Linked DNA regions of Homo sapiens: regions 1 and 2 are each linked to region 3. The links are chromatin loops, found by intact Hi-C in ENCODE. Cell type or tissue: HCT116. All regions are shown on one strand. Each heading gives the region's core, and the rest is flanking DNA. Links, peaks and the distances in the headings are about the cores only. Region 1 overlaps RALGAPA2 (Ral GTPase activating protein catalytic subunit alpha 2). Region 2 has its middle 57 kb from the start of LINC00237. Region 3 holds the start of LOC112268271 (translation initiation factor IF-2).

Region 1 (10,525 bases), core at 2,087-7,086, 840 kb after region 3:
AATCCTGAATGGTTCTTTTCAGAAGTGATATTTTGGTGATGGTTCTTGAATTAGTTACCTGCATAAGGGAAAGGAGAGTTGGTGTAGAAACACAAGGTACTTGGTGAATGGGTCTCAAGATCAAATAATTCACATTGAGAACCTTCTGGATTCAAGCTTGACAGGTTATTTTAATGGTACCTGAGATTCGTTTTAATCAGGTGTGGTAAGGCACAGAAACATGAAAATGATTGTTATGAAGGAAGAAGTTTTAATTATGCTCACAGGCCTCTAGAAACAGACATGTCACACAGAGCCAAACAGGGAAGCACCAAGGCAAAATCAGTACGCAAAGAGGAAAGGGAGCGACAGAGACAGAACTGAGGGCAGGAGCTTTTATTGTGTTTTTTTGCAGGAAGGAATGGGCAAGGCCAGGTAAGTAAACTACATAGGCTTAGGACTGGATAGTTTGAATAATTTCAGCTGACAGGGCTGTAGGGGTAGCTCCTGGTTGTCCAGCACCTGGCCCCTGGATGATTGAGGGGAGGGGGATAGAGTCCATAAAAGGATGTGGTTGGGGTTACGGATTTGGGATTGGTTGGTTTGCATATCAGAAACATGCTCTGAGCCACTATCTTTGGGAATTTGCTAACCCTTGGAGGGGCATCCTTCCTATGTCATTGAGGCCCCAGATGTCAGCACATCAAGAATACAGAGAATAAGACAATATAGTTAATTCAGAGATACTGTTTCAAGCTTTCTGCCATGTTGTATGCCATCCCCTTTTACTAGAGAAATAGAATAGTTTGGAGTTATACATGTATGTTTTAGAAAGTTTATAGAATTTGATATTTCCTCACCCTCCCACACTCCAATTAAAATACATCGACACAAGAGGCTTAATTTCAAAACGTAAACATGTTCTGGCATTGGAGTGCCACTCATTTGGATGTTCTTCAAATATCACAGGATTTGAAATCACAGATAAACAGATTCTTTATTCTAAATTTTATTTAAATTACCCCACTATATTAAACCCTGTTTCTATCTTGTCATTAGCCTTCCTAGAGACCTGAATGAGTTCTTTATAGTCTGTAAAGTGTGGCCCAGGCTGGTCTAACACTCACAGTCCTCTCCCTGGCTCTCAGTGTAGCTCTTCTTCATATTTTGTGGTTACTCTGTGGAAGTGCTCTGTCGGGCTAACACTGCCCCTTTATCTCTCTTTGCATAGTTTCACTTCTGCCTCTTAGTTTATTCAGTTCTCTTTTCAGGGACTGCCCTTAGCTCTTCTCCCCATCTGGCCCATTCTCTCAGGACCTGTTTAGACCCACCAATTTCTCCTGGCAACTCCTGCTGGAAGTGCTCATTCTTTCCTTTGGACTCATATAATAGCCCTGCCTTGTGTTATCATTTGACTGTGGCTGGATATCCATAGTTATCCCTTAATGTGGCTATGCCTTAGTTTCCTAATGAGAGTGTAAAAACTCTAACTCCATGTTTTTTATGTGCATTTTTGTACATATTTTTGAGTGGAAGAGGGACAAGGACATATAAAATGAACAAGAAAAGCAAATTCTTCCAAAGCCAACAACCGTGACTTAACAATCCTTTGTTACTTTTTTCTTTTCTTTTCTTTTCTTTTTTTGAGACACAGTCTCGCTCTGTTGCTCAGGCTGGAGTGCAGTGGCACTATCTTGGTTCACTGCAACCTCCGCCTCATGGGTTCAAGCAATTCTCCTGCCTCAGCCTCCCAAGTAGCTGGGACTACAGGCACCTGCCACCATGCCTGGCTAATTTTTGTATTCTTAGTAGAGATGAGATTTTACCATATTGGTCAGGCTGGTCTCAAACTCCTGGCCTCAGGTGATCCATGTGGCTAGTGGCTACTGTATTGGACAGGGAGGCTCTAGAGTCCTCCAGTAGAGCCGTATCTCATCGTTTGAAAGACCACTTTTCATTGTTAAACATGGTTAAATCCTTAGTATCTTGTACATCTGTATCCTTGTAATGCAGGGGACTTTGACTTAAGGTTTAGGATTTTACTGAAATGGTTTCTCTGGGCTTCTTCTTATTACCAGAGTGCCCTTGGCTGAGGGGAATGAGCATTTACCTCCACAGGTTGGAGAAGCATGGCTCCAAAGTGACCCTCTGCAAACAGAATTGAAAAGCCATGCACAATGTCATTCTACTGTTTTCATGCATTTTTTAAAATGAAAATAATGTTAAATAAAGGCTAGCCAAATTCCTTAGGACTTCATCTCCCCACCACACCTTCAACCTTTCTCCATCTGTTTCCCCTTCAAGATAAAGAAAACAGTTTCAGTGCACTCCAGGATGATGCACCATGTCTCTTTCTCACCCGTCCTTTGGTAGGAGATTCTTATTTGAGAAGCATTGGTGGAAGAGGCAAACTGCAGCAGGTGAACCACACAGCAAGTGCAGATGACATGTGGGTTTCTTCTAGGACATACAGAGAAAGAAAAATAATATTGTGGATGCTAGCTTTTGTTTTTCCTTTGGTATTGAAATTTGATTGCTTGCGATTTATTACACGCCTATATGTACTGACTCCCTTCCTTCTCTGCAGTTTGGTGTTATGCTGGATTGGATGGCTGGACTCAGCATGTGCACAGTCTGGGTGTAGTTATGTTTGGGATTCATAATTTGACCAGTGGTGAATCCAGGGATGTAGTGGAATCTATGTCTTACTTTAATGGAATTCAGCACTGGGTCTCTTGTTCTTCATTGCTCCAGGTGAGCTTATATAGATAGTGGATTTAGCCCCTAATTTTTTTCCTTAGAGTAGGGGAAAAGAATTTTTAATGATTTTCCTGATAATAGTAATATAGCTATATCCAGTACAGTGCCAATAAGATGAAACAAATGGCTGATTTTCACTCTCTGTAGCATTGTTTTGTATATGCAATCCAGTAATTTGAATGTTGATTTTATTTCCCATCCAAATGCATTCATTTATAACTTTTCACATTTAGTAGCACCATTTTACTTCAGATACTAATAGTGAATTGCCTAAAGAAAAACTAGAGTTATGAATATAATAGGATTACAAACAATTCTGAGATTTATTTCCTTTCTTCTTCCTTTCCTTCTCCTCCTCCTCTTTTCCTCCCCCCACCCCTGCCTCCTCCTCTTCTTTTGTGAGAATTGCATATCTTTTGTAACTCTTTGAAAATGAAAACAAATTAAAAGCTCCTGTGGAGGTTCAGTGAAAATGCCTGAACTGAATTCTAGGCAAGTCAACAGATTCAGGCTCGGTGTCCTACAGGATTAAGTAACGATTCCTTTTCTTTCTTTATACAATGGCTAATGGCTTTTCTTATAAGCAAATAATACATAGCAAGGTGGCAGAATCATATTTTTACAATTAACTAGTTGCCACAGTTTCTGCGCTTTTCTCTGCTTTGTTATTTCTTATTCCAGGCTGTCCAGTGTGCAGCCATCCTTCCGTGCTGCTCCCTCCTCCCATGCCGAGGTGAAGGACTTCCTCTACAAACCTCTCAGGCTGATACTGCTTTTTATTTTGTTTCCTGTAAGGGCCACTTCACGGTTTTTGAGTGGAAGAGGGACAAGAACAACTAAAATGAACAAGAAAAGCAGATTCTTCTAAAATCCTTGGAATTTAAGTTCTTATTGAGGATTTCAAATATTTAGATGCTTTAGTAGATTTTGTTTTCTTTTAAAAGAATGATTCCAATTTTGAATGCAGCTCTTTGGTCACTGTCATAATTCTAAATGACTGATTGCAATTGAGAAAAAGCCACTATCAATTCAGATTTTCTGGAGAACATTTTTAAAAGAACTGAGCTGACAAAGACACCCATCTCTCATCCCCAAAGTCTCCCTGAGTTCCAGTTGGCAAAGTGAATGTCTCTAGTTAGCATGACTAAGATTTTGGGTCACATTTATGACATGGGGCTATATTTAAATGATAATAGAGGTGTGTAATCATCTGGCTTTCTTTGTAATGCCAGCCATACTTGTGGCTTTTATTGATGTTGAACCCTTGGTTGGGAACAACTCCAAATGATAACATTATTGTTATGGCATAGTGTGATCTTGCCTTGAGACTGCTCTGCAGGGATCACAGTAGAGGGCCAGGTGGCCAAGGTACCCTTTTTCACTGGTCTCATATGTTGCCTGTGGTGGTGAATTAGCTCTGTAGTTGCTCCTCGGTGCTATCGCCTGTACTGGATACTGGGGAAATAATAAAACATAGGACTGAGATCCTTTATCTCTATAGCATGTGGTTATTCTGGTGTCTGATTTTGATTGTGAAATGTCTATGATCTGTACAAACCGGAAGGTGGGAACAAAATATAAACATGTGGTCCATTTTGGAGATTCTTTGCATGCACTTTTCCTGGTTAAAATGTGATTATCCTATTATAGAATGTTAGTAATTTTAATTAGACAAATGTTTGAGTTGAAAGGAGTCAGTTTCAATGGATAGTTTAATATGCAAATTTAGTATTAAAGACTGCAGTCTCCCTTTTGCATCAAGACTTATAGGTGAGAAACTTGGGATTGACCCAACGGGATATACCAAATTACTCAGTTCACCTTGGAGGAAGGGACACTGGAGATAAGATGTTCGTGGAAGTCTGAAATTACATTCTTGTTGTTATCTGTTGCAGTCCAGGTGCCCTGAGCTTCCTGGCATGCTGGCCTCTTTCACATAGTGTGCCACTTGATGTGTTGGTAACTGACACTCTTAAGAGGAGATCCTGTGGAAGGCAATACTAGCAAAAATGCTTCCAAGAATCTTTTAAGGGCAGATGGTAGAAACTGCATTAGGGCTAAAGATATGGGAAATTCACACTGAAACCTGAGCATGTTTATTTATTGTTAGGATAGCAGGAGACATGTAGAGAGCTTTTTTCTCTTTAATTAAAATTAATCTGTTAATGCAGTTTTGGTAAGTTGATTTTTTTTAAATTAATATATACCTTTAGGAGAGAGTTGTACAAAAACTTGCTATTATAAGTCTATTACTTGTTTTCTGTTTGGATATGTAGTGTGGTGGCTGTTACAGAGTGACATCTAGTGTTTGATGTGGTTTGTGACACTGTACAGGTTGGAAGGGTCTGGCTTGAAGCCTTTGTGCACTGGCTTTTCCTGCAGGCCTTGGGCACTTGCTGAATGAATTTGACAGGGTGGCCAGTCCCAAGACAACCTGCAGGTGTACAATGCTTTCTAATTGTGCTGAGGCAGGAGTTTAAATCCTCTGAATTTATGGGGTGGTGGGAACCAAGTAGTGGCATCTCACTGGGGTTTTGTTATTCTCTACTCATCACTCCTATAGAAACTGTCTTGGAGTGATTTTTTCCCCTAAAACATGGCATAAAACGGATGGCCAACTAGTGCTAGTACCAAAACTGAAGAGATCGGAAAAATGCAGTAGTTTTCAGGCAGAAAATAGAAACTTGCATGAAATGAAGAATAGCATGGCAGATTTGGTTGTGACTGAGATCTCCTGTGTAAGATACTTTTGTGAGAAGAAGACTCCTTTTGAATCTGTTTTAGTGAATGCTTTATTCGGGGCAAAACCCACATATTATGGGTAGAATTATATGCTACTAATTTGGGGATTTGTGAAGGTCACTGAATGTTCGTTCCGTCATTAAAAAAATGAGGAGTCCGGTGCAGTGTGATTTTTTTCTTTAAAAAGAGATTAGACCTTTGCATGATCCTAAGCAAAGAGAAAAAATAACCTTGAAATCTATTAAGTGCTGCCTTTCCAGTTTTTGAAGGTTGCATTTTTTGTACCTAATAAAAAACATTTTGAATATCACATTTTACTACTTAATACGGTAGTCCCCCTTATCTGCAGTTTCACCTTCTGAGGTTTTGGTTACTCGTGGTCAACCAGGGTCCAAAAACATTAAATGGAAAATTAAAGAAATAAACCATTCATAAGTTTTAAATTGCATGCCATTCTGAGTAGTGTGGTGAAATCTCTCACCATCCTGCTCCATTCTGCCTGGGATATGAATCATTCTTTTGTCCAGTGGATCCATGCTGTAGATGCTAGCTAACTGTCAGTCACTTAGCAGTGGTCCTGGTTATCAGATAAACTGTTGTGGTATCACATTGCTTGTGTTCAGGTAACTCTTAATTTACTCAATAATGGCTCCAGGCCAGGCGTGGTGGTTCATGCCTGTAATCCCAGCACTTTGGGAGGCTGAGGCAGGTGGATTGCTTGAGGCCAGGAGTTTGAGGCCAGCCTGGCCAACAGGGTGAAACCTCGTCTGTACTAAAAATACAATAATTAGCTAGGTGTTGTGGTGTGCTCCTGTAATCCCAGCTACTCAGGAGGCTGAGGCTTGAGAATCACTTGAACCCAGGAGGCAGAGATTGTAGTGAGCTGAGATCGCGCCACTGTGCTCCAGCCTGGGTGACAGAGTGAGACTCTGTCTCAAAAATAATAGTAATAATAATAATGGCTCCAAAACACAAGAGTAGTGATGCTGGCAATCAGATATGCCAAAGAGAAGCTGTACAGTGCTTCCTTTAAGTGAAAAGGTGAGCGTTCTTGACTTAATAAGAAAGAAAAAAACTATATGCTGAGGTTGCTAAGATCTACAGTAAGAATGAATCTTCTATGAAATTGTGAAGAAGGAAAAAGAAATTTGTGCACAGTGTATATAGGGTTTGGTACTATCTGTGGTTTCAGGCATCCCTTGGGAGTCTTGAAACATATCTCCCTAGCATAAGGGAGGACTACTGTTTATTTTGTTCAGTATTGGTAGTATTTTTCTTCACTCTGTGGCTCTGTATATTTTGTGCTGGTGCTCTTTTATCTCTTTTCTGCCTACTACCTAAGACTTTGTTCAGAGCCTCAGTTTCCCCACCAGTGGAGTATCCTGCTAAGCAGTCTTTTGGTTTGTAATCTTCTACCCCTTCTCTCTCCCTCACTCACCTCAGATGCTGTGTGATGTAATTTCGATTCTCATTGCCTTCAGGACAAAAGTCACACTCCCCAGTATAGCCTTCAGAATGTTCTTCGTCTAGTCTGCCTCCTTCTCTATCACTTATCACCTGTCTTCTGCCCTCACTGGCAGCCTCTTACAGGTCCCCAAATAAGCAGCAAGGCTTTTTATTTTTTGCTGCTGTTTGGTCTGCCTGAAATGCTCTTCCTTGCCTGGCTCACCCCTGTTGTCCTTCAAGATTCAGTTCAAGGGTGTTCTCCCTTTGGAAGTGCACCTTGTCTGTCTTCATTTCCTTGTGCATGTACTGACATCCCTGATTTTCTCACCTTTTCCCTCTTAGGGCTCTAACTTTTAGAGCAGGAATGGTGTCTTTTATGTATCTCTGATCCCTCACATGGTACCTCGCACATAATGGGCACTTAATAAGACTATTTTTTAATGAATTAAATAAATGTTTGATTAAGAGGATATTTAATTACCTGCAGTACTACCAGTTCAACTGTCTGTAGCTTAGTGATTAACAATACTTGGTGATAATTTCATTATGTAAGTCATTTTTGCTTTTATTTTTATTGATTTCTTCCTTAATAAAACTTTTTTATTTCTATTTTTTGAGTTTAAAACTTAGTTCTTGCATTGTAGGAAATTCAAGTCTATGGATTTGTCTCTTATTTCAGCTTTGGCCAGTTTTTGTTATATGCGAATCACAATGTTGATTATTTTTCGTTTATATAATCAGTTTTTTTAACTCGAGTGTTAAAATCCACAAGTAATTGAGAATTACTTTTTTTTTTTAACTTGAGTGTTTAAAATCCACAAATAATTGAGAATTTTTTAGCTTAAACTCTTGATGGTGGACTCCCAGTGTATTGAGTTTGCTTGTGACCTGTGTAACACTTACTTTGAGGGATTTATTTGCATCGCTTAGAATAATAACTTTGTAAATGTTTCATAGATGTTGGATTCTGTGAAGTTTGATATATAGCTGTTAAACCAGTCTTGCTATAACTACATTCAAGTCTTCCGTATTATACTGTATTGCCTATTTTATTTCTCAAAGATAGTGTGTGTTAATATCCCCCATTTAAAAAGTGTTTTTCCCCTTTAGTTTCTGAAAGTTGTTTTAATGGAGTATGCCTCCATTGTTTTATTTTCATGCTATGTTATTTGTTGCATAAAGATTCATAAGTATTATAGGTATATCGTAAATTACATATTTAACCTATTTGAAATAATTCCCTTTGTCCTGTTAATACTTTTTTACTTGATATTAATATTGCTTTGTGTGGGTGTGTGTGCATGTGAGCCTCCTTTTCTGTATTTTATTGTCAGTCTTTCTGTGTTTGAAAGCTGGGTCTGATGGACTTGGTCTTCGGTAGGGGAATTTAACCTGCTTATACTTACTACTTTTTGTGTGTGGTAACCAGTACACATCTGTGTATTCTGATGCCCATTGCACTTGGTTTTAGCTTTTCTTCTAACTTTGTTTTTGGGGGAGAGGTCACTGATTTTGGCTTTATGGAATATGCTTTGTAATTTGGAAGGTGCACTTTCTATTTTCATTCCAATAACTATCTTTCAATTAACAATATCATTTGCATTGTTTTTCTTCTAATATCAAGAACAAAGCAGTATTTCAGCCAGGCACAGTGACTCACACCTATAATCCCAGCACTTTGGGAGGCCGAGGTGGGCAGATTACTTGAGGCCAAGAGTTCAAGACCAGCCTGACCAACATGGAGAAACCCTGTCTCTACTAAAAGATACAAAAATTAGCTGGATGTGGTGGCACACGCCTGTAATCCCAGCTACTCAGGAGGCTGAGGCACAAGAATCACTTGAGCCTGGGTGGTGGAGGTTGCAGTGAGCCAAGATTGCGCCATTGCTCTCCAGCCTGGGAAACAGAGCGAGGCTCTGTCTCAAAAAAAAATAAATAAAGCAAAATTCGATGATAGCCCTATACTTTTACTTTAACTCCATATGTCTTTTGTACTTCTTCTCAACTATTTTAAGCAGTTTATACCCAGATTATTATTAATTTTATATTATTTTTCCCTCTTTAGTAGTTTATTGTAATGTTACCTATTAGAGTATTCTTTTCTTTTTTACACATTTAAACAGGGCTAATACCTCAATAATTTCAAGAAAATGACAGACCCTGCATTTGGTTCTGCCTAAAGATCAACTGTACAGCACACAGGAGGTACATAATAACCTTTGTTCAACAAGACTGGTGTTAGTTGCAGACAGATTCTTGGGGTACCCACAAACCAAGTCACCTGGGAGGGAGGTGAGACATAGTCTAGGCTCTATCTACTGTCAGTACCCACAAAAGCAATTATTAGGGATTTCATTTTCCTTCTGAACACAGGAAAAAAGTATTTTATGCATGATCGTGAACACAGCCAAAACCTTAATGGGAGGTTCTTAAATACAAAACTTTCAAGCTTTACTTTTCACTTTACTGTCAAACTTCATGAGGTTAGATGCCAGGTACTATAAGCTTTTGTATTCTCCATGGCACTTTGAGCTTAATAAGGACTGCATAAATGTCTACTTAAATAAAAAAAAAAAACAGGCCTGTACTTTTGTATTATGCTCTTCCGATCAACTCTGCAATTCTCATATTTGTTGATACCTACATGTTAACTAGGAATGTTTAGGGAGAAACCTAAGAATGAACAAATCTGATCTCTCAGACAGGTCAGTCAGCTAAGGAAACCAGAATTTTAAATAGGTTACCAGGAAGGTAAATAAACATCACGATATAAATACAGGCATGAGTGAACTGTCAGGGCTCCATTAAATCATTGAGAACTCACAGAGGCAAAGGTATCAATATGTTTGATAGTCTTTTTTTTTTTTTTTCCAAGACAGAGTCTTGCTCTGTTGCCCAGGCTGGAGTGCGGTGGTGCAATATCAGCTTACCGCAACCTCCGCCTCCCAGGCTTAAGTGAGAGTAGCTGAAATTACAGGTGTGCGCCATCACGGCCCCCGGCTAATTTTTGTATTTTTAGTAGAGACTGGGTTTCACCACGTTGGCCAGGCTGGTCTCGAACTTCTGGCCTCAAAGTATTCAGCCCACCTCAGCCTCCCAAAGTGCTAGGATTACAGGCATGAGCCACTGCACCCAGCCAATCTGTTTGATATTCTCTTTGTAGCTCTGTAAGCTGGTGAGATGGCTAGGGGTTCTCCTGGAATACCAGAAAGTGTAGTTGTACTGTAGGGGATGCTCTGCTGGTCCAGGGACAATAGCTTTCCTCTTGCTGCTGCTCTGATTCTTGTCTTGTTCTGTTTTTTCCTTCTCTCCATCTTTCTGTGTGCTGTTTTCTTCATTCTGAGCATGGTCCCCAGTGTCATCATCTTTCAAGGTGTATAACTTGTTCATCCTCTCGCTGCTGCTGTTGCCATTCAGATTATTTTATTATAATATTTTTAGGATGTTGTCTTATGTTAGTTGTTTTAGGAATATACTCTTTTTTATAGTCATATTAACTCCAATTATGTAAATATAGCTCACTGTCACAGTGTTTAGAACCCCACACCCTTGTTTTCGGATTATTTTGATTAATCTGTATATTTTCTGGAATATGAAT
Region 2 (10,525 bases), core at 2,929-7,928, 460 kb after region 3:
TTACAATACTAGCTGAAGCACCAGGCTTTGCATCCTGGAAAAATTAAATCTCAGCTTTAGGATATGTATTAATCATATAGACGTGAGCAAACAGTTGGTTAACATTGGGAAACCTGGATATTTTTCTGAGCATTCATTTAGGATTTTAAATGGACTTCTCGCTTGTGTTTATGAGAGGCTTTGCAAAAATGCCCCCAATCTTTTCTGAACTGAGGCTCAGCTTATTTTTCTTTCTTCACTATAAATGCAATGCCATTGGGTCTTTTCTAGTTTCTCTACCTGTTAGCTGGAGAGGCTGTTAATTTCAGCAATGTTGCATGATTTTCTACCAAATTGAGTTGGCTTAACTGACTCAAATTCACTCAAGAAGTTTTATGGGTAAAGTTCTTAAGGGGTTCCTTTCAAAGTGAGCTGAGACTAGAAGTATCACTTTGTGGCATACACACACTCTTGTTCCTTAAGTTCTCCTTGTCTTCGGAAGAGATCCTGTGTGAAGCCTCCCTGTAGAATCACAGAGGGCTCCATTCCACAACCCCCACAGCTGCAGCACTTGTTTATTTATAAATCAGATGGATCCCTGGGGAGAGTGTTTTCCCCTCAGCTGGCCTAGGTTTTTACCACATACGAGCTATAGCTGAATCTAAAACTATGAATAAACTGATAACAAGCAGAAAGATATATTTTTGGCGTAGCATTTTCAAGAATGGAGGAATGCCGTGTAACATGGGAATGAATGTGTTAAAATCCTTCCTACTAGATGAGGGTCTCCTGGCCAGGGAGCTCTGCCAGCGAGAATCTTTCCTTTGTCTCAGCATGCCCCCAGCTGGCAGACGGGGCTCACAATTTGCTTTCCAATATCTCAGCCTGGATATAGGATCTGGTGTTTAAAAGGAAAAGGGGTACATGAAGATTTCCCCAGCCTGCAACGCTCTGGGCAAATAATAGCCTTTGCAGGGTGATCTTGGGCTGTTGCAACACGCGAGGATTAACTATTCAAATAAAGTTCCTTCTCTGCTAGAGAACAAGCCATTCATTCAAGCACGGTTTATCTGCTCCAGGCCATGGGTTTTTGCATTTTTGCAACAACATTTTCCCACTCTCTCTACCCCTCCCCCAACATCTGGGGTGACAGAGGAGGGAACATAAATAATGGTCAGGGTCTCACTGGCTGCTCTATTCTAATCTGTATGGTTTAGTCAGTGGGCCTACTGGGGGCAGGGGAAACTCTTAACTTTGGGCCTAGGGAATGTAGCAGGTGCTGTCGGTATCCTGCCACCACTCACTTAACCCACTGAGGAGGTGTCCTGCTGACACTCCCTCCCAGGTCAGTTTCCTGTGTCTCTCTGTCTGAGGGTGTTGTCTGTGGACTGTGCTCATCCATGGGGCAAACCAGAAGCACCCGGGAGTTAACACCCTGGGAGTGACCCTCCATCAATGAAGGGTGGGAATTAATGGAAAAACATGCAGCGTCCTCACTACTCAGAGGGACAATTCCCTACAGCCTCCCCGAGGCGTCCCTACAGCTACAGCGTCCTGGGGATTTTGTCCTGGGCGCCCACTGCAGTCACCCACTCACTTACCCACACTGGGTTCCCTCCTGCCTGACTCTCCCCACTTCCTCACAGGGCTTCCTGGGGGTCAGCCCCCAAACAAACCACCGGAACGCAAATCTTCATCTCAGGCCCTGCTTTGGGGGAACCCATGCTAAGTCAGGCACCCCTGGGAGATGCAACTGGGCAGGCCAGCTAGGCCTGCCTAAAGCACCCAGCCCAGTGCTGGGGTGGGCTATAGCTTTCCTCCTAATTTTGATGTGGTTCTTGTCTCTTGTTGGCTGTCAGCACAGTCACAGCAGGACAATCTCTGGCAGGCTCCTGAGAACACGCATGCGGTGCCCACTCATGAGAGTGACCAGTGGAGGCTGATGCCTGGCCCTGCCCGGCCTGTCCACCACACCCTGAGCCAGGCATGGGGCTCAGTCAGCAGAGGAAGGGGAGCTTTTTGTGAATTGGTCCATCACAGGGGGCACCGGTCATCTCCCCAGAGTGGTGACTTTTGTGATTTGCCCACAGGTGCTTTCAATGCAGCGGCCTTGGCCAATGGAGGCTCACCAGTTGAGTTGCTGCTTGTGACCTCTTCTCTGCTTTCTGTCTTCTTGAGTAAGGTGTTAGATCCTGCTCTGGCTGACCTCCCAAGTCAACCTGAGGCCCTTTTCCCAGAGGACTCTGCCTCCCAGAGATCACCACCTCCACGGAACTTGTTGATCAGAAAGTCACAGAAAAACTTTGTGAGAGCAAGGCCACCACCACTCACCATGAAAACATAAGAACAGTTGCAATTCAGGACAACTGATGACATTCAGGTGTGCAATTGGTTTTGATTAAATTGATTTGTATAAACTCATATCCACATGTTACTAAAAATAAATCGTGTATAAACTATTATGCAGTTTCTACTGAAATTAAATATATGCATACCAGCAATTTCACTCCCAGGCATAGATTCAAGAGAAATGATTGAATGTGTCTACAAAAAGACATGTTAAAACATGTTAACACTCATTTCAACATTCCAAAACTTACTAGAAAGCAACAGTAATCAAAACAGTGCAGTACTGGCAAAAGGATAGACATGTAAACAATGGAATAGAATTGAGAGTCCAGATATAAAATCACGTGCCCATGGCCAACTGATTTTCAACAAGGGTGCCAAGACCATTCAGTGGAGAATAGTCTTTTCAGCAAATGGTGCAGGGACAACTGGATAACCATACCCATAAGACCGAAGTTGGACCTTACCTCATACCGTATACAAAAATTAACCCAAAATAGACCAAAAACCCAAATGTAAGAGCTAAAATGATAAAACTATTAGAAGAAAACGTAAAGGTAAATTTTTATGACCTCAGATATTGCAATATATTTTTAGATATAACACCAAAAGCACAAACACCGCAATGATTCGTCAGTGCAGGGCATAAAGTCAGCTCCCTTGTTCCAACAGCTTGGAGGTCCTGATGGGATCACCTGATACCTTGAGACCTCATTCCAGTCCAGAGTCCAGCCTCAATCTGCTTCATTCACACCTCACAGGTGTTGATACCAAGAGCATTGCCTAAAAAAACTCAGCTTCTGCCTCCTGGGGAAATTGACCTGTAATAATGAAGTTCAAGCTCAAGCAAAACTACTTGGTGATGGCATTCAGAATAGCGATTTCCTCAGGATTGGGGGCAGGGGTGTGTGGCTATTGTCTGGATCTGGACTTCCTGCCCCATCATCTTTGCTCCTCATGGGGCTGCACTACCTGGTCTGTTCATGGTCCACTCTGAGCTGCAGCTGTGTAGGCAATAGCCTTTACATTCCCAGGGCTGGCGGGGCCACAGTACTGTGCTCACACTGCAGACAGCTCCCAGCCACGAGTCCATGAGCCCTGCTCCAAATGTGAATCACTCACCTGTAAAATGAGGGAGTCAAATGGGATGTTTTCTTCTTTGATATGGCTTTTTTTTTTTTTTTTTTGCAAAAAGTTGTATAGTTTTATGAAAAAAGTTAAACTGTTCAGGAAAGCATAATGAAGAGAAAGAATCCTCCTTCTCAGGGATGACTGTCGTCAACAGTTTGGTAAATATCCTTCCTGACACTTCTCTATGTGGATTGTATACCTCCTGTGCCCTCTTCATAGCCCCTTGACCCATCTTTTAACTCCAGTTGTTGCCATGGCCACCAGCTGTGCAGGTATAACTCCACCTCCCCTGCCTATCTCTTGCTGTATGCCTCAGGGCACCCCTGCCACTGCAGGATGGAGCACTCACCACCATTCCAGTGCAGGTGATCGCTGGAAGGGAAAAGGAATGAACACCTCATAGGGCAACTCTTGACCAATGGGGCCTATATCTAGTGGATAAAAATGCCCCTGTCCTGTTCCTCAAGCGAATGATTCTAAGGCTGTCTACATAGTGCTCCAGAGAGTCCCAAATAGGCCTAGGCCCAGATGTTCACAGTAGTGATGATCCCTCTTTCTCTGTCTCTTTCTTCTCTAGCCTCCCTCTCCCGTTTCTGTGGTCTCTTTCCAAAATACACTGACCATGTACATGTAAGCCCTTGTCTCAGCCTGATCTGGGAAGAACCACAATCACTAAGACACTGTGTATGTGTGTGTGTGTATGTGTGTGTAAGTAAATCAATCAATCAATGTAAAATAAAGGGGCCATGCTATTCACATGGCTCTACAGCCTGAATTTGTACTTCCTATGCCAGGAGATATCTACATCTATATCCAGATTTCCACCATCTGTGTAGTACTTTATTGTTGTATGTGGATGCTTTACCTAACTTATTGGGTGGTTTCTAGGTTTTTAGTGCCTCACACAGGATTCCACCCTTGATGAAAATGGGTTGGCTAATTTCTAAAGTATTGTCTAGTTGGAACTAACCAGCCTATGGAGAGTAGGCCTCAAAAACCCCTCCCTGCTGGGTAACTGGAAATGTCATTTCTACTTCATCAGTTAATGCTATGCAAAGCTATGATCTGTGCCTGGGATTTAGCTCCAGCCCCCTGGGGAGCTCTGGAGTGTGAATTGCACTGTGGAGTTCATGCCCCTTGAGGCATCTATGAGCCCTGTAAGGTGTGGTCACTGGGCTCTGGCCGCGCATGGGATGGGCTCATAACCTCCTGGGTAAGTAGCTTCCCTTTTGGCCTGAGGACAATTCTGCAGTGAGGGAGGCAGCTGAGATCCCTAGCAGCCAACACTCCCAGCAGCTGGTAAGGGGCTCTGGGCCAAGCTCTATAGCTCCCGTGCCGGGCAGTACCTTAGTGAGAATTACATAGCACGTTCTCTTTACACTATGTGTGGATTACCAGTTTTCAGCCCACACTTTTGCTATACACTCAGTGGGGCTGCCTTGCCCGTTCCATTTCCAAATGTTCTGATGAAGATGTATTGGGATAAATTTCAATTAAGTGACAGCAAAATCAGCCCTTAAGACGGCATGCACCATTACGCTTATCAGAGTAACTAATAGTCCTTAATGAGCCACAGTCTCTCAAAGTTCCAGAAAAACCAGGTCCCAAAGACACAGGAGGTCCCTGAGGACTCTCATACCTCACCTGGACCATGGCAATTTTCCTCACTTCCCAGTCCCCTCTGGCCACTGTACCAGCATCCATTCTCCCTCCACCCTCCCAGTGCCTTTTGTGCCAGCCTCATTCCCCTCTGCTCACTTCTGCCCTCTAGTGGGCGCTCTGATGGGCTCTGATGGGCCCGCCCTCCGGGAAGCTCACAGGGTATCCCTAACCTGGAACTCTTGAGCTCTTCTGGGGCCTCTGGGAACTAGTGAAGGAAACATCTTCTCTGCTTTCACCTCTGGGCATTCTAAGGACTGCTGTTGCCGTCCTCTGAGCAACCTACCTCTCCTGCCTGTTTTTCCTCCCCATCGTGATCCGAGCTGCTTTGCACCTTTATGAGTTGAGGAGAGACCCAATGAGAGCAGTCTATTAAGAGAAACAGCTGCAGACCCTCCCAGTTCCATTCCTCTTTGCCTCTCTGAGATAACTGCACGGCCGGAGGAACAGCAGGGCTGACCTCGTTAGGCTGTGATATGGCTTCACGGAGCTAACATCCAGAAGGTTCCCAGGGCAGTGCCTGGTCTGTAGTAGGGACTTAATAAATGTGTGCTATTATTGGTATAAGGTCACCAACCACTATGTCTTCCTGCTTCTTATCAAGTTTCATGGTAAAAACGGATTTTCCCTGCATTTTTCTATTTTATATTGAATTAAAAGTATCTGAGTTGACAAGGTCAGCTTTGATGTGTGCTGGAATAAGTCTATCTTGGTCCTGATACAGCCAAGAAATAAGATGCTGGCAGGATGCAGCCGAGCTGAATGCAGGCATGTGGGTTTTACAGCTGGATAGAACCAGGTTGGAATTCTGGCTAAACCACTCCAGTCTCAGTTATTTCATGCAATATGTCCATCTAGGGCCATTGTAAGGTTTGAATGAGGAAGTAGAGCCTGGTGGTGGAGAGCGTAATAGGTTCTAGAGCCGGACTGCCTGGCCTGGAGTCCCAGTTTTCCACCACCTATCAATTGTGTAACTGTAGGCAAGTTACTTAACCTCGCTGTGACTCAGTTTTCCCCAATTACGAAACGAAATAATGGCAACATTTACTTTGTAGCAGATTGAGTTAACATCTCTGCTTGGCTTATGGTATTTAAAAACATGATGCTCTTTATGAATTACTATGTGATGAGTGAATGGCAACGTTAACTAACACATATTAGCTTTTAATTATTAGGAGAATCATGAAGATGACGATTATGTCATAACGATATATTTTATGAGAATTTAGTATTATATACAATGTTAGTTATTTTATATTTTTGCTGCAAATTTGAAACAATGCAAGTCTCCATGAAATAAAAATTAATCTAGAATTGGGTCATTTCAAAGCTGATAGGTCGAATGAACTGTGTACTGGTTTATGATGTTGCCACATGGCTGGTGATCAGAAGTACCTCCTTCCTTGGGATTTATGTTGAATCATGCAGCTTTGCATTATGTGATTTCTTCAGGAACAGTACCCTTTGCATAAAGTGCCACCACCTTGCATATAAAAGCCCTTGAACACTGCCTGCCACAGAGGAGGCACTCCACGAATGGCAATTACCATGCCGGTGTCCTCTGCAGTCAGGTACCAAGCAAATAGCTTGGGTTCCCACAAGCTTGGCTGGTTAAGTCCTCTTCCACCAAGCACAGCAGCTCCCTAGGAATGGGAAGATGAGTGATATCACTACCCTGATATTACCACTCAGCGTGGAGATTGCTTCTCTGCAACCCTCTCACCCGAGTCGCTGTGAGCCATCTCTGTGGCTTTGCTGTGAATACAACTCACTGCTTCCCTGACTGCATTCTTAGTGCTGTGACATTGGGGTGTGCCTTTTCTCTCACGATTGTTACTCTTGTCTCACAGAGCTCTAGGCATACAGTCAGTATGTAATACATCCTTACCAACTCCAAAATTTTTCAAAATTTGGAGCAAGAAAGGGGAATGGCTGTATGTGGCAAAATTACCCACTCTGGACATGTGCATGATTTGTCAATTGTGTTGATGTTCGCTTGTACATCTTCCTGGTGCTAATACATCTGAATGAGTGAGGGTGTTTATTCCCCTTCTGAATCTAGTTTCAGGTGGGGCACAGTTCAGGCTCCACTCTGAGTGTCCCTTCCACTCTTCATGGGATTTGAAGCAGCAGTTGAGGAGCTGGTTGATCCAACTGCCCTTCAGCCTGGTTCCCCATTGTCTTAGTCTTCATTCCCTCTGGAGCTGCCCCTGAGGTGAGAATTTGCAGACAAATGTTGCCAGGAAGCACCAGTAGGGAGGAGAGCAGGCAGAGCAGCCCATGATAGGTGTTAGCAAATCAGGCTGCTGTGAGCAGCTGGGGAGAAGGTGCAGCACCTCTGTAGATGGTGTGAACATGCATCGGAGTTTTCCATCTGAGAGGTAAGAGTTGGGCTACTTATCTAGAAATTTCCATTTCCATTAATTAAGGGCTTCTCTGGAGTCAATAACTCCCTGGTACTTCATTCCTGCCCCTCACTGGCCACATGGGCTGAGCCAGGAAAGCCCCCAGGCAAAGAGTGACAGTAGCTTTCCGTAGGAAGTTGACAGCTGGTATGGAAATGATGAATGTCAGGGGGCTGTAGACAGCACTGATAACATCTGCTGCATAGGTTAAGAGAAGGAATGTGTATAGAGAAATAGTCTAATCATACTCAGGCTCTAGGATGTAGTGTTCTGGTTATGTATTGCTGTGCAACAGCATGCCAAAACTTACTGGCTTAATCTCCAACTACCATTTTATTCCTATTTATGGTTTCTGTGGGTCCGGAATTTGGGAAGTTTCTGCTGGGGTCTTCTTTCATGTGGTTGCCATCAGTAGGTGGCTGGAGCTGGCACAGCAGATGGAGACGGCCAGGAATTTCTTTCTCTCTCCATGTGGTCATCTGCATGGGCTTGTTTGGGCTTCCTCACAACATGGGGGCCTCTGGGCCCTTGGGCTGCAGTGGCAGCTGAACTTTGTAAGAGCAGGTATTCCAGCTCCTAAGATGGAAACTGCATTACTTTTTACGACCTGGCCTTGGAAGTCACTTCTGCTGGACTCTGTTGTTTATGAGTGACAAATAAGATGTGCAGAAATTTACAAATTTTGTAACTGTCTGAGGCTGTCTCCCCCACAGGCATTCTCAGCAGGCTGAATGTGTGTGTGTGTGTGTGTGTGTGTGTGTGTGCGCGCATATGCACACAGACACACATATGCACGCTGTGCATTCTTAGACGGAGACAGTATTGGCTAATGATTATCAGCGACTGCGGAAATGAAGGAAATCAGTGACACAATAAAAACTCTAATTGCTTGGCAACAGTGTTCAGGCCTCATTAGGTAGATTTGTAACAGCTTCAAGAGAAATAAACTCCTGTGTCATTAGATAACAAGGCAAGAAATAGGTTATTTCCTTTTTGAAAGGTATGAAAGCTTCCAATTGCCTGATATATTCACTTAATAGATTATTTTCTGTCATCTCAATTAATTGAATTTTATCCTTTGCTCTTAAAATGCTTTCCTTCAAAATAAGGGTATAAAGTTCAGAGAAGTCATATTTGAAATCATAGTCACAGAAGGCAGGAATCAACCTTATCTAGACAAAGTGCTCCAGGAGAAAATAAAAAACCCAAACCTTTAGAAGATCACCTTTCCCATATTCTTGGATGATTTGGCATTGAAATTGTATTTTGTGGAATATATCTTTGTAATATAGCACCCAATTTAAATTTTAAAATGAAAATGAAGATTATGTTTAGTTTCATCTAAATTCCTTCTATGGGGATTCCATCAAAGCTTTCAATGTTGAAAAGTTTTTTATTTTGGTTAAAAGGAACAAAAATCAGAATTCAGGTTTGGTTCCAATATAAATTTGGCTTGCAATATATTTGGTAGTAGCACACTTTCAATATGTCTATGACATATTTCATGCCTGCCCTCTCGGTCTTTATAAACTCTTGAGTCTTTCTTGATTATGCATAAGACACACACACACACACACACACACACACGCGCGCGCACGCGCACACACCCCTCGACACTACACAGTCAGTTATAATGTGATATAAAGCTCATTTTCCCTTTTAAGTGCTAAAAAGTGGAGCAAATCAATGTAGCAAACATACTCATAATATCTTACATCTGGATTTCCAAGGCTAAAATATCCCTGACCATACTGTTTATCACTTCATTCTTTCACTACGGGCTTTTAACTCCTCTCTCAGGAAAAAGAAATATGTGTATCCAATCCACTCCCTGCCTGCCTTGAATATGTCCGCTGGTTTGTTTCACCTGCCCATTTGTCCCAGCCCCTCAGAAGTTTAGAGATGCTGATGAGGGAGGCAAGCAGAAGTTAGCGCCTTGGGAAGTCTACAGCATGGACTTTGACTCTTTGGTGCCAAACAACGTCTCATGCAGAGGGTGTCTAACCCTCTCCTTTCTCACAGGTGAACACCTGGAGGGGTCTAGGAGAAGAGAGATATTCTACCTCCAGTTCTCATAATTCCAAGCCCTTGGCTGGAGCAATTTTCTTAGAATGATGGCTTTGTGAGAAGATGAAATGATCATCAAATTTGAAGCCAAAACCACCTTCTGGAGACATATATGGTGAAGCAAACACTGTCAGGGCCCACCCATGTCCCCTTGCCCTCACCACCCTTGCACATGCCAGTGCCTGTGTCAGGTAGAGAACCTGCACAGCATAAGCAAACAACAGGCCCGAAGTGCTCAGAAATGAATGCTACAGGGAGGGGCCCTGGACCATAGGCAGACAGGAGTGGGTGGATAAATAACGTAGCTTCCTCGGCCTTTGGGTGGGACAACTCTGAGGTGTGTTCGACATAGTCACCCAGATGTCCCCACTGGGCGCAAGCCCATTGCCCACAGTAGTGAAGCACTCATTCGTCTGCCTCATAGGGGTTTCCTTCTCTTCCCTGTCTCACTTCCCCAGCTTGCCTCCCCATCCCCCCAGCAGCCTTCCTGGAATCACCTCCCAAATAACCTACTTGCACCTAAATTTCTGTCTTAGCATCTGTTTTGGGGGAGCCCTGGTTATTTTCATCTCTGAGGGCAATGAAGTCTAATATTGGATGATTTCACTTAACAAAGATGGGGGCCCATCTATGTGGAACAGATTTGAATTGGCTGTGAATTCCTGGTCTCTCATTCCCCGGCACACCCGGTTCTGTCTGGTTTTCCTGTATGCTAAGACTTAGGCTCTGAGCTCAGACCATCCTGTGCTTGTTTCTAGGCTCAGTTACCAAGAACTGGACAACCCTGAGCAAGTTCCTTAACCTCTGTAATTTGTTTCCTAACCTGGACCTGGAGAGAAAAATAATTCCTAGATCATGGGGTTAGTGTAAAGAATGAATGAGATAATGTTTGCGAGAGGCTTAGTATAGTGCTAATACACAGAAAGTGCTTAATA
Region 3 (10,525 bases), core at 2,455-7,454:
ACTGGATCCCGGGCCTCCTTCCCTCCAGCGTTCGGCGGTCCGAACCAGGGTGTGCGGTCCCCCCAGGTCAGCCCTTGAGCGTGGAACTGGGTGGATTGCTAGGAAGTAGAGGTTTGGGGGTGGGGTGAGCTCCCCGGATGGGAAGTGGGCACACAGCCCCGGGCACGCCCGGGAAGGGCGCATCCATCTTTCCGGCGGGGAACGGATTCCGTCCCACCCTTGTTGCTGGAGGAAGATCTCCTTGGCAGATGCTGGCGCACACTTGGCCACGCGGGGGAGCGTCTTAGGAAGCCTGGCCAACTGGAGGATGAGCCTTTCTCCTCTATCTCGCGGGTTTCTAAAAATACTTGGGACTCTAGCTCAGAGCCCAGCGGGTGCTGCAGACGCTGAGGGACTGAACGTCGGCGCATTTGGAAATTGTATCTCTGTTCTCTCCGAAGCTGCACCATCAAGGCTGGGGGGTTGGGTGGCAGTGAGGAGGCCGGGCAAAAGGAGCGGTCCCAGCTGACTTTCTCGCTCCCTGTAGTTGATGATCAGGTTTAATTCAATATCTAAAGCAAACATGATTATCCGTGCGACCAAATCTGTGCGTCGATAGCACTCTGCGCAGCAGCCCAGGGACGCGATGACACTTTATTCCCGCGTTCCACACCGCCCCTGGATAATTGAGGGCTCGGAAGTCTTTCTAATACCCCAGTAAAGGTCCTTTCCCATCTCCGGGCTCATCCTCGGGGAAAGGGCAGTTTTTCTAAATGCTAAAAGGTCTCCCTTTGTTCTCCACACTAGCTTGGCAATGTTTGGGGGCTTATGTCTTACTGTTTTTAAAGGCCAACGAATTTCTCCCAAATAGTTTGTTGTGCAATAATTGAACGCCCAACCTGCCCTGGTACTAACCACTCAACATCCACTTGCAACTTCCCCTAATCCCAAAATCCTCTTGGGAGGAAAGGTGAGGGTTTCAAGTCTCTTGGAGCGGAGCTGTCAGAAGGCCTGAGGCCATTTTGACTTTTCCAGGCCCCAGGGCTTCCAGGGTGAGAATGATCACAAGAGACCCTCAGGTTTCCAGAGAGGAAGGGGGAAGCGTGGAAGGTCCTCACCCTGGCAGGCTTCCACCACTTGCTCATTGAGGACAAATTTGGAGCTGTGGCCAGGACCGCGGGCCTGCAATCTGGGTGTGCGCTCCTGTGGCCGGCCGGGAGCCCGGGAGGTGGACCCGGCGCCCGCCTCTCTCTGTCCTCGGGTCCCCATGGAGTCAATAAAAGCGCCTGCGGAGCCCTGTGTGGCCCTAACCCCAGCGCCCTGGGAGCGCACCCGGCGCGGGGTCCGCTTCAGCAGTCTATCTTCGCCCAATCTACAGCGGGCGGTACAAAACCGCACAATGGGAAAGCTGGGAGCCGGAGATGTTAGAGGCGTGCATATTAAAAAGGGACAGAGAAAGGATCGCGGGGACAGAGAGAGGGGAAGAAGGAGAAGGGGCCCGCCCCCCACCCCCCGCCCCACCCCGCACCATTCAGCGCGCTTATCGCCGGCAGTGAATCCCGGAGTCAGGCAGAAGTCTCCTTGGGGTTTTGTTGGGCCTGTCACTGGGTCCCTTTGTCATCCACGGGCTCCATGCTGGATTCCATATGGCCAGCTGGGCCGAGGGAGCGCGAGGAGGGACCCGCACAAAACCTAAATTGTGTCCGGCTTTCAAACCCTGTATTGTTGTCTGTGAAAGGAAGACGCATTAAAAATTCGTGCTATATCTATTGGGGAGGAGGCTGGAGGAGGGGAGAAAAAGCCACCCCTGTCTTTGATGGCTTCGGAGGGCGCTTGCCCCGCCTAGGCCCCGTGACACTGAAAGTTGGATCTCTCTCATTCTGTCTCTCTCTCTCAAAATCTCTCTTTTTCTCTCTTCTCATAATCTCGCTCTCATAATCTCTTTCTCTACTTTCATAATCTCTTTTTCTCATAATCTCTCTCCCTTCCTCACTTCTCTCCTTCCTCTCTTCTGTCTCCTTGACTCTAACGCTGGGATGGGAGTCCGCGAACCTGCGTCTTCAGGGTTTGGCTCACTTGTGCGCACTTTGCTCACTGCTGTGTGTGTATCAGGAAACTAACTTCTGCCTGGGAGCTCTGCACCATCGGACCGTCCTGGGGCTCAGGAGGCAACTCAGGGTACCCAGGGCCTGGGTGATGCTCGGTCCCCTACGGGCTTAGCGGCTCCTGGGTAGATGAAAATCCACCCCCTGATTTCGCAACCGACCGGCCCCGAAGCGCCCGCGCGCGGAGCCGCCCTTCCACTCACCGCGAGAAAGGTTCTGAGAGGCCAAGGGTGCCGCTCAGTCCCGGGCCCAGCTAGACTTGGGCTGCAGCCGGTTCCAAGGCGACTTGCGCCCGGCCGGACCACTTGGTTACCAACCCCGAAGAGCTAAAGACGCGCGCGTTCCTTTGAATTATGCGCGGGGATCCATCCCACTGGCCTCTTGGTGCGATGGGAAACCACTTCAGAAACTTCTTCCAACAGCGTCTCTCCCCATGTTGGAGGAGGGAGATACTTCCTCTTTAATTTTCAATGTCTCCTGTATCGCGTGCTTACAAAATTCAGTACCAGGGAGACACAGCAGGGCTTCCAAGGAATTTGCCCATTTTTTGCCTCCTCTAAGCGGTCCAAATTGGCGCGAGGCAGTCGGAAATAATTTGGGTCATGCCTTCTCCCCTGCAATTGCCAGGTCAAAACTCCCATAAGCAGTCCCCAAATAAACCATATGTACTAAACAAAAATAGTTTATGCTGAGCTCTGTGGAAATAAAAACTGGAACCCAGATATGTTCCCCACAAAGTCACTCGGCCCTTAATGAGCAGAACTGAGCTGGTGGAAATTCCGACTAATGGGAAACTTGGATGCGCCCCCTTTCCTATTTAGTACAACGGTCATATTTAGTAGAATCAGATAATTTGGTAAGAGTGGAAGTCCCCCTTCCCAACATTCCCCACCTCAGATGGGGAAATAACTTATTTCCTTACCTATTGACTGTTGGGCTTAGTTGAGACCTGGTGTGTATTTCTCGAGCCTTTTCAAGAGCCTGGTCATTGAAAAGCTAATCCAATATTTACCGAGCATAAGGACAGTTCTCAGACGTATTTATTAAGGCCCATCGCTAAGTGATTACTTGGACTGAAGACAAAGGCCAGGGGAGGGGGCGTCTAGGCATACCAGATCCTTCTCATTTGGGCTCTCCCCACCCAGAACCAGGAAACCGGGAGCGCGCTTGTGCGCTGCTGAAGTTCCCCTCCCGGTGTTAAGTGGCGGGCGGATTAGATACTGTGCTGGGCGGTATTTCAGGAAATATGTACTTGTGGCTCCCTGAGAGGCCAAGCGCAGTGACACTCTAAACCGTGTCGATATATCATCTTTTATCCAGGATCTGCAAATAAACCCCTGATCCCCCCGGCGCATTATAGCCGCCGCTATCTCGCCAAGGAAGCGATCTGAGTTTTATTGCTTTCACCAACGCCCCGAGACACACACACACACACACACACACACACACACACACACTCCTCTCTCGCACTCTGATTTTTAAAGGCTCTATTTTTTCCCTCCCGAGGCATCGTTATTAATAAAGAGGCGAATAGGCCTCAGCGCCGCCATCCGAGCAAGCGGGGAAATGTGGGCCAGCAGCCCAGGCCCGCGCGCGGATCCCGCGTACGCTCCACGCGCCCCCTCGGGCCGGAGAACCGAGCGTGTGCCGCGTGCTGCCGCCGCCAGGAGGCGCCCGAGCCCAGCGTTCCCGAGCGTCTCTGCGCGCGGGTCCGGGCAGAGCCCGGGAGCCGCCGGAGGCAGCTGCGCATCAGCGGACTCGCGGCCCGGGTCGGAGCCCGGTGAGTGGTGCCAAGAGGTGGCGGCGAGTCGGAACCTTGGGGAGAGCCGCGAGTCAGACGGCGGCGGGTGCCTGGGAGGTGCGAGTCGACCTGTGTTCGGCTGTGGTTTTCCCGCCATGCCTCTTCTCCTCCACGTGCGTACCACCGCCCGTCCCAGCCCCGGTTTCCATCGTGTTTGGGCACAGACCACAGCCGACTGGTCCAGGAGCGCTCTGGCCACTGGGAGGGCCCCACCAGGCGCCAGGGCGCGCTGTCTCCGCGATCTCAGGGCCCCTGGCGGCGTCGGCCGCGCGGGTGGACGCGGAGAGGGCGGTGCTGCGAGGGCCCGGAGAGTGGGTGCCCGCGTGGGGAGGCGGCCCGGGAGCGCGGGAGCGATGCGGAGGAGGGACCCGGTTTGGTTGCAGGTTTCCGGGGCGGGGGTTCCGGGAAGGAGAGACCCTCGCCTTCCGCCCGCCCTGGATCCGGGTCCCGCCGGACCCCCGGCTCCTGCCGTTCGTCGCCTGGAAGCGGGGCAGGCGCACAGTCCAGACGCCAGGGAGAGACGCCTCGCCGACCCAGACCGTGGGGTCAGGGCCCGGGAGGCAAGAACGCCCCACACACAGCAGGGCACCCCAGGCAACCCTCACTCCGTGCTGAGGCCTCGGCTAGGGTGCAAAGGTGTCCGGGAATGGAAGGGACACGAGGGTGTGGACGCCTCGCACTCTACTCACGCCTGGTGCCTTCTGAGAGGCTGGGCGTGGGGCAGAGGGTAGGGGACAAGGGGGTGACATTCCTTAAGGTCCTCCCCCCAACAAAAGTAGGGCCTGCAGTTCCAGCTTGATTCGTTGATTGTTGGGTGGAACCGCCTCACATCAAAGGCATCGTGGCTCCAAACACTGTCCCCTTTACTTTTCTAAGCCCCCGCTTCAAAACCAGCTGTCGGTGGGCCGGTGAGGGCGTCTGCAGTACCCAGGCTTTCCGCGGGGCGGCGCGGTTGGATAAGAAAAGGCTTCCCGGCTGGGGCGCGCAGCGCAGCTCAGACACCTGCGGGACTCGAGATGTCTCCGCGAGGTGTCCTCTACACCAGGGCTGCATTCCCTAAATAATGAAAACTCCCTGCCCTTGCACTTGGTGCCTGGAGTGCGATGAAGAGGCTGAAGGTATCCAGCCCGGCCCTTCTCCCCTCCCTCCTCAGACTGCTGATGTGACATGCGTGTAACTGTCACCCCACACAGGACGTGGAACACTTCCACCACCCCAAAATGTTCTCTTCTAATGGAATAACGTGTTCTGTCCTAACAAAAGAATAGCTCAATACTTAAAGGTATCAATTCAAAGCTGCAGATGAAAAATCTCATCCGCCCTTTGCTGCTTGTTCTCGCCTGTGGTATTTTTACCTTTCTTCATAAAATGATACAAAGAAAGCCCCAGGTCGCTGACCCCAGCCTCTCTCGCACCTGAAGACGATGACCATCACCGCTGCCACGTACTGAGCACCTTCTAGGCCAGGCTGCTTCTCCTCGTCGTCTAATCAGATCATCATAGCCAATCTGTCCTTCTGCAGAGGAGCCTGTTTCAGAGAAGTTAAGCACCCGATCTTATAATCAAGCCAGTGTTCTGACAAAGAAAAGCATTCTGGGAGTGGAGGTGGGATCTACCAGGGCGTCCTCTCCTATTCCAGAAGAGTGGGCAGGGGTGGGGGAGGACAAAGATGCCCTCCCACTCTGCAGAAGGCAGTTAGGTGACTTCTCCACAGGGCAGGGTTCTGCCAGTTCTCCTCTGGCAGCCAGTGCCCAGGTCCCATCCTGGTTGGTGGGGGCTGGGCCAACCCCTTGTCATCCTCGGGGAAGCCTGTATGTACACCAGCACCTCCACTGGGTGCCAAGTGGCCATCTCGGCCAGCGAGTGTCCCCTGAGAACTGAGGGGGAGTAGGCTGAGGGTGCACCTGAGGGGCACGCTCCGGAGCCTGTTCTCACTCCTGGGCCTGGGCCTGGGCCTTCCATGGTTTCGATGACATGAGCAACTCCCCTCTCCCCCCAGGATGATAATGTGTACCAAAAAATAGATTTTTCAGTAGCCAATTGATCTTACTGCTTTAATTAAATGATTACTTTTTTGCCTAATGTGGGGAAAAGGTAAAATAAGTTAACTTGTTCTTCTGTGCATAGTGTTGGGCTCCCTAATCTGAGAGATTTGCAACTTTTTGCTTTGTTTTGTTTCATTTTTTTTCTGAGACAGGATCTCGCTCTGACACCCAGGATGTAGTTCATTGATGCTATCATAGCTCATTGCAGCCTTGAACTCCTGGGCTCAAAAGAGCCTCCTGTCTCAGCCTTCCCAAGAGCTGGGACCACGGGCAGGCACCACCGTGCCCAGCTATTTTTTATTTTTGTGTAGAGATGTGGTCTCACTGTGTTTCCAAGGTTGGTCTCAAACTCCTGGCCTCAAGCTATCCTCCCACCTTGGCCTCCCAAAGCACTGGGATTACAAATGTGAGCCACTGTGTCTAACCACAAGAATTATTAAAAGGAATTTTACTTAAGTATCTACTTCCAGATCTCTCCATGTTTCTTTACTAGCTACAAAATAAAAGAATTACCCCATCAGCCTCTGTAGGGTAAGATGAATTGTGTGGAATGGGTATGAAATGAAGGATAGTTAGATGTAGAAGGTAAAACAAAAGGAATCAGCTTTTTGTGTCTGTGACAGAGGATCTGATACTTGATGGTCTGACCACAAGGCATCGCTCAGAAATCAGCAGTCCTTTTCACCCAGTGAACAGCCAGCTGCTTTGAGCAGAGAGAGCTGTGGTTGGAACTCCTGCTCTGTGACTCAGGGGAGGAGGCAGAGCTTGCCGCAGAATGCAGCCACTGCCCACAGCCCCTGTGCACTCCCTTTTCCCTTGTGCTGGCTTCCCGCTGCCAGCATCTGCAAGTCTCTGCCTGGAGGTGAGCAGGAGGGTGCTGGGCCCATTAGACAGGTGGCTAGGGCTGGGGAGTTCATGGTCTTCACGCAGTTTCAGGTGGAGGTTGCAGGATATATGGCCCAGCTTCCTGGCCCCAGGTGGAACAACCCTGAGACATGTTCGCCATTTCCCACAGGCCCCCAGTGGGACTGAGCCCTAGTTGTCTTCAGTGGCAATCTTCTCATTACCACCTCTCGTGTTGATTCTTTTTCCCTTCACTTTCTCATTTTTCCATTTCCTTGTTGGTCCCCATTAACTACTTGCACATGAATCTTTGTCTCAGGGTCTGCATCTGGGGGACCCCAAAGACACAGACACTTGAGCTGTTACTCTGCCTTTATCTTAGACCTAGCATTGGTCTCCAGAGGTCACTCATGACTTCAGGGCCTATTTTAATGGCCTCTTTCCCCATGTGTTCCTTGGGAATGTCCATTGTTGATGCGTCCTTCTGTACTAAGTAGAGTTTTTGGGCTGCAAGGAGGCAGTTAGCACAGGGAACTACGTAGTGAGGGACATGGAGACTAAACAGCAGCTGGCCCATCTCTCTGGCTTCTCATGGCCAAGCCTGGGACACACAGCTGCCCTCGTGCAGGTCCAGAACTATGGCACTTGTTCCCTCAGGACCCATCCTCAAAGCCAGTGACTTGGTCTTTTCCTATGACAAAGGAGCTCCCAGAATGTGGCAGTCCCCCTTCCTAGAGGGAGAATCTGACTGGGTCAGGGAGGCACCCCCGGTTTGCAGAGCCCCCATTGGTCAGGTTCAGTGTCCAAAACACCTGAGGGGCAAGTGGCTTCTCGAAGTCCAGCCCATATGGTTACTTTTGACTTGGACACTCAAGGCACAGGGACACATGACACAGGCACAGGGTGTGACAACTGCATGCAGAAAGAGCCACTCTCATTCCTCAGAAGAGGCTGTGGAGATGAGTGGCTGAGCCATGTGCCCCAAAATTCATGTTGAAGTCCTAACCCCCAGTATCTTAAAATGTGACCATATTTAGAAATAGAACCTTTAAAGAGCTAACTGGGTTAAAATGAATTCATTAGGGTAGGCCCTACTTCAGTATGACCGGTGTCTTTAGCAGAAGAAGAAATCGGTACAGACACGCAGAGGGGAGGGCATGTGAGGACATGGGAAGGAAATGCCACTTGCAAGCCAAGGAGAGAGGCCTCAGAAGAAACCAGCCCTCCTGACACCTTGATCCTAGACTTCCAGCCTCCAGAACTGTAAGAAAATACATTTCTGTTGTTTAAGCCACCTGGTCTTAGAGTTCTATCTTGAATTTCTCTCTGCTTCAGACTTTTCTGTTTTGTTTTTTAGCCTAAATGCTATTGAAAAGAGCAGAGAAGATAGAGTGCAGGCCCCTAGAGACAGGATGGAACGAAACACGCAGTGTGCATCTGTGTCCTGCTCAGCATACGCTCTTGGTCCCCACTGGGCCATCTCGCTGCTGACTGGCATCCCGAAGAACAGGCAGATTGCACAGGGGCAGCTCTTTCCTCCAAAGCTGCAATGTGGTGCATGAAGTCCTCAGATTTGGGAACTCATACAGGCACTTGAGCTCAAACATACAGTTCTGATCTAAGACATCACAGGTAAGAATATCCAAAAAGGTGAGCTTTCCCCCTGGAAACCATGACTTCCTCAGAAACAAGGAGAAATGTTTCAGCTGCCCAGGTTGCAGTTCCGAGTATGGAGGCTTCCATGTTTCATGTCAGGGTCATGGTGGAGCTGTTTCAGCTGCAGGTGGTATTCCACCATTTGGTCCTCCCTGATGTCTCCTGGCACCTTTCCTTCTTCAGTCTCAGCACTCTGAAGAAGCGTGCTTGTGAGCGCCGCGGGACGATCCAGGATGTCCAGGATTGTGGACGATCCTGTTCTTCCCATCTGTGAGGTAAGGCAGATTAGGAATGTCCACGTCTAGCTTGAATTTCACATCCAGCCATTGGCTGCCACCATGGCCAGGGGCTTCTGCAGATGGATCACCGTTTCCCTCCCAGGAGCAGGCAGGTGTCCAGTATCAGCCCCAGAACATCCCGGTCACCCATCTCCATAGGGCTTGGATGACATGATGATGCTCTCTGTGCCTCTGAGGACGGCGCCTTGGGTCTTTGTACACTAAATCCCACCTTGTCCTCTCCTCTATTTGAAACAGCCATTTCCCAAATCCCAATCTGATGAAATCCTGTTCTTCCTTCCCTCATGTTTCTCTAGGCCTCCTGTGGACTCCCAGAATGTAAAGTCAGCATTCCCTTGAGCCTTTTGGGGACTTATAAGCACATGGCCCAAGGTCCACCTAACTCTAGGTGTATCCTGTAGAACCAGTATTCTAATCCTAACTTTAAAGATCTTACAGGACCATAGGGTGTGCGTAAAAAGCCTGCTGCAAATCAGAGTGCTTCAACTGCGTATTAATGAGATGGAGGAAAGAGGCTGTGAGTGCAGACAATGAGTCCCTGAGTAAATAGACTCCAGAGCCAAAGGTGTTCTCCACACCGAAAGAATGACTGTACCCAGGGAAGGAGCTCAGACTCACCTGGACAAACCCTGAGGGGACAGCCATGTTCCAGTGTGGCTAGGAGGGTCTGGAGCTGGGCACGTCCCCCATGTCTGCTTGATTCCCCTCTGGCCGAGTTCTACTCAGGTGAGTTGTGCTCATTCTTGCTTCCCCAGGGCCTGGATCACAGTTCCTCAAGCTTTGGGATACAAACGAATCACCTGGGATTTGGATAAAATGCAGATTCGTGTTCAGCAGCCCTGGCATTCTGCATTTCTCATGAGCTCCAGGGAGACGCTGGTGCTGCTGGGGCAGGACCACACTTTGGGTGGCAAGGGCTTGGCAGGCAATTCCAGGTGTCACCCTAGAGATGGCCTGCTATTGCACTGTCAGTAGGTAGCTGCCACAGTGACGGCCGCTCCAGATCAAGGGGAGGACCTTTTGAAAAGGGTCCTTGAATCATTTGGGAAATAAATCAAGCCATATGAGTAAAAAGTAATCAAAAAATATGTTGAATATTGGAACCAGAGGAAATCTTAGCATCATTTTGTAATGACTCCCTCCACGAATTTTCCAGATAAGGAAACTGACAAAGCCAGGTGGCCTGTGGCTGAGGAGCGAGACGGTCAGCGAGGTCTCCCTGCTGCACTCTCGTGCACTTCCACAGTGAAACCCTGCTGAGAGACACAGGAAATGTTGAACATAGTGTCTTTAAAATTAAGACTATGACTGCCCTAAACATTTACAAAGCACAAACCATGAGAAAAAAGCCTGTACCAGAAATCAGAAGATGGCTTTTGTCCATGTGCAACCTTGGACAAGTTAATTACTTATCGCTGCTCTCTGAGCCCGTTTCCCCACTGGTTACCGAAAAAATAGAAAAGGATATGCCTGCCCTTCCTAATTCACAGGGCATCGCAGGGAGGTAGGTAGTTAATATGCTGAACCACTTCAAAACGGTGGAGCTGAACTCACAGCAGGAACCCTGTCACACCTTTCCATGACAAGGATATCAGTGGGGTGAGGGAGGTGGGGAGAGGCATGAGGATGGGAGACAAAGGAGTGGGGTGGGGGGCGGGGGAAGGAGGAAGCCAGAAGGACAGGCCCAGGCTAGGCTCTGAAGTCAGCAGGTGAGCGAGGTAGAGAACTAGCAGCACCACTGTCCATGGATATTTGCGGTGATGGAAATGTACTGTATCCATGTTCTCCAATATGGCA

The links. Hi-C counts contacts between places; a loop is a spot of excess contacts. Peaks named below come from ENCODE experiments on the same cell type or tissue, not always from the same donor. Only the 100,000 strongest peaks of a DNase experiment are listed, where the experiment ranks them.
Region 1: a loop joins it to region 3, with 3 times the contacts of the local background. A loop is called at or near these places in 4 of 110 quality-filtered maps.
Region 2: it touches region 3 in a loop (7-fold over the local background); 24 of 110 quality-filtered maps call a loop at or near these places.

Annotation. Positions count from the first base shown.
Region 1 is chr20:20,659,502-20,670,026 of GRCh38, reverse strand. All of the region lies in intron 3 of RALGAPA2 (Ral GTPase activating protein catalytic subunit alpha 2), which reads left to right. It also overlaps the pseudogene EIF4E2P1. Among named protein-coding and RNA genes, the nearest start is that of RALGAPA2, 48 kb to the left of the region's middle. RefSeq lists a silencer at 4,965-5,024. In HCT116, for the core only: a CTCF peak has its summit at 5,069 (motif pointing left); a DNase peak (open chromatin) is centred at 5,056.
Region 2 is chr20:21,043,702-21,054,226 of GRCh38, reverse strand. No RefSeq gene overlaps it. Among named protein-coding and RNA genes, the nearest start is that of LINC00237, 57 kb to the left of the region's middle. RefSeq lists an enhancer at 1,145-1,645. In HCT116, for the core only: a CTCF peak has its summit at 5,238 (motif pointing left); a DNase peak (open chromatin) is centred at 5,226.
Region 3 is chr20:21,499,682-21,510,206 of GRCh38, reverse strand. LOC112268271 (translation initiation factor IF-2) reads left to right here and starts at 3,802. Exons shown (of 6, transcript NR_171654.1): 1 at 3,802-3,998; 2 at 7,892-8,036; 3 at 8,109-8,405; 4 at 8,529-8,704; 5 at 9,167-9,454; 6 at 9,885-10,525. It also overlaps the pseudogene GSTM3P1. RefSeq lists enhancers at 1,207-1,726, 824-2,294, 3,970-4,039, 4,465-4,965 and silencers at 4,787-4,836, 6,515-6,644. In HCT116, for the core only: CTCF peaks have their summits at 3,745 (motif pointing right) and 4,808; DNase peaks (open chromatin) are centred at 3,746, 3,996 and 4,826; H3K4me3 peaks cover 1,962 bases; H3K27ac peaks cover 1,019 bases.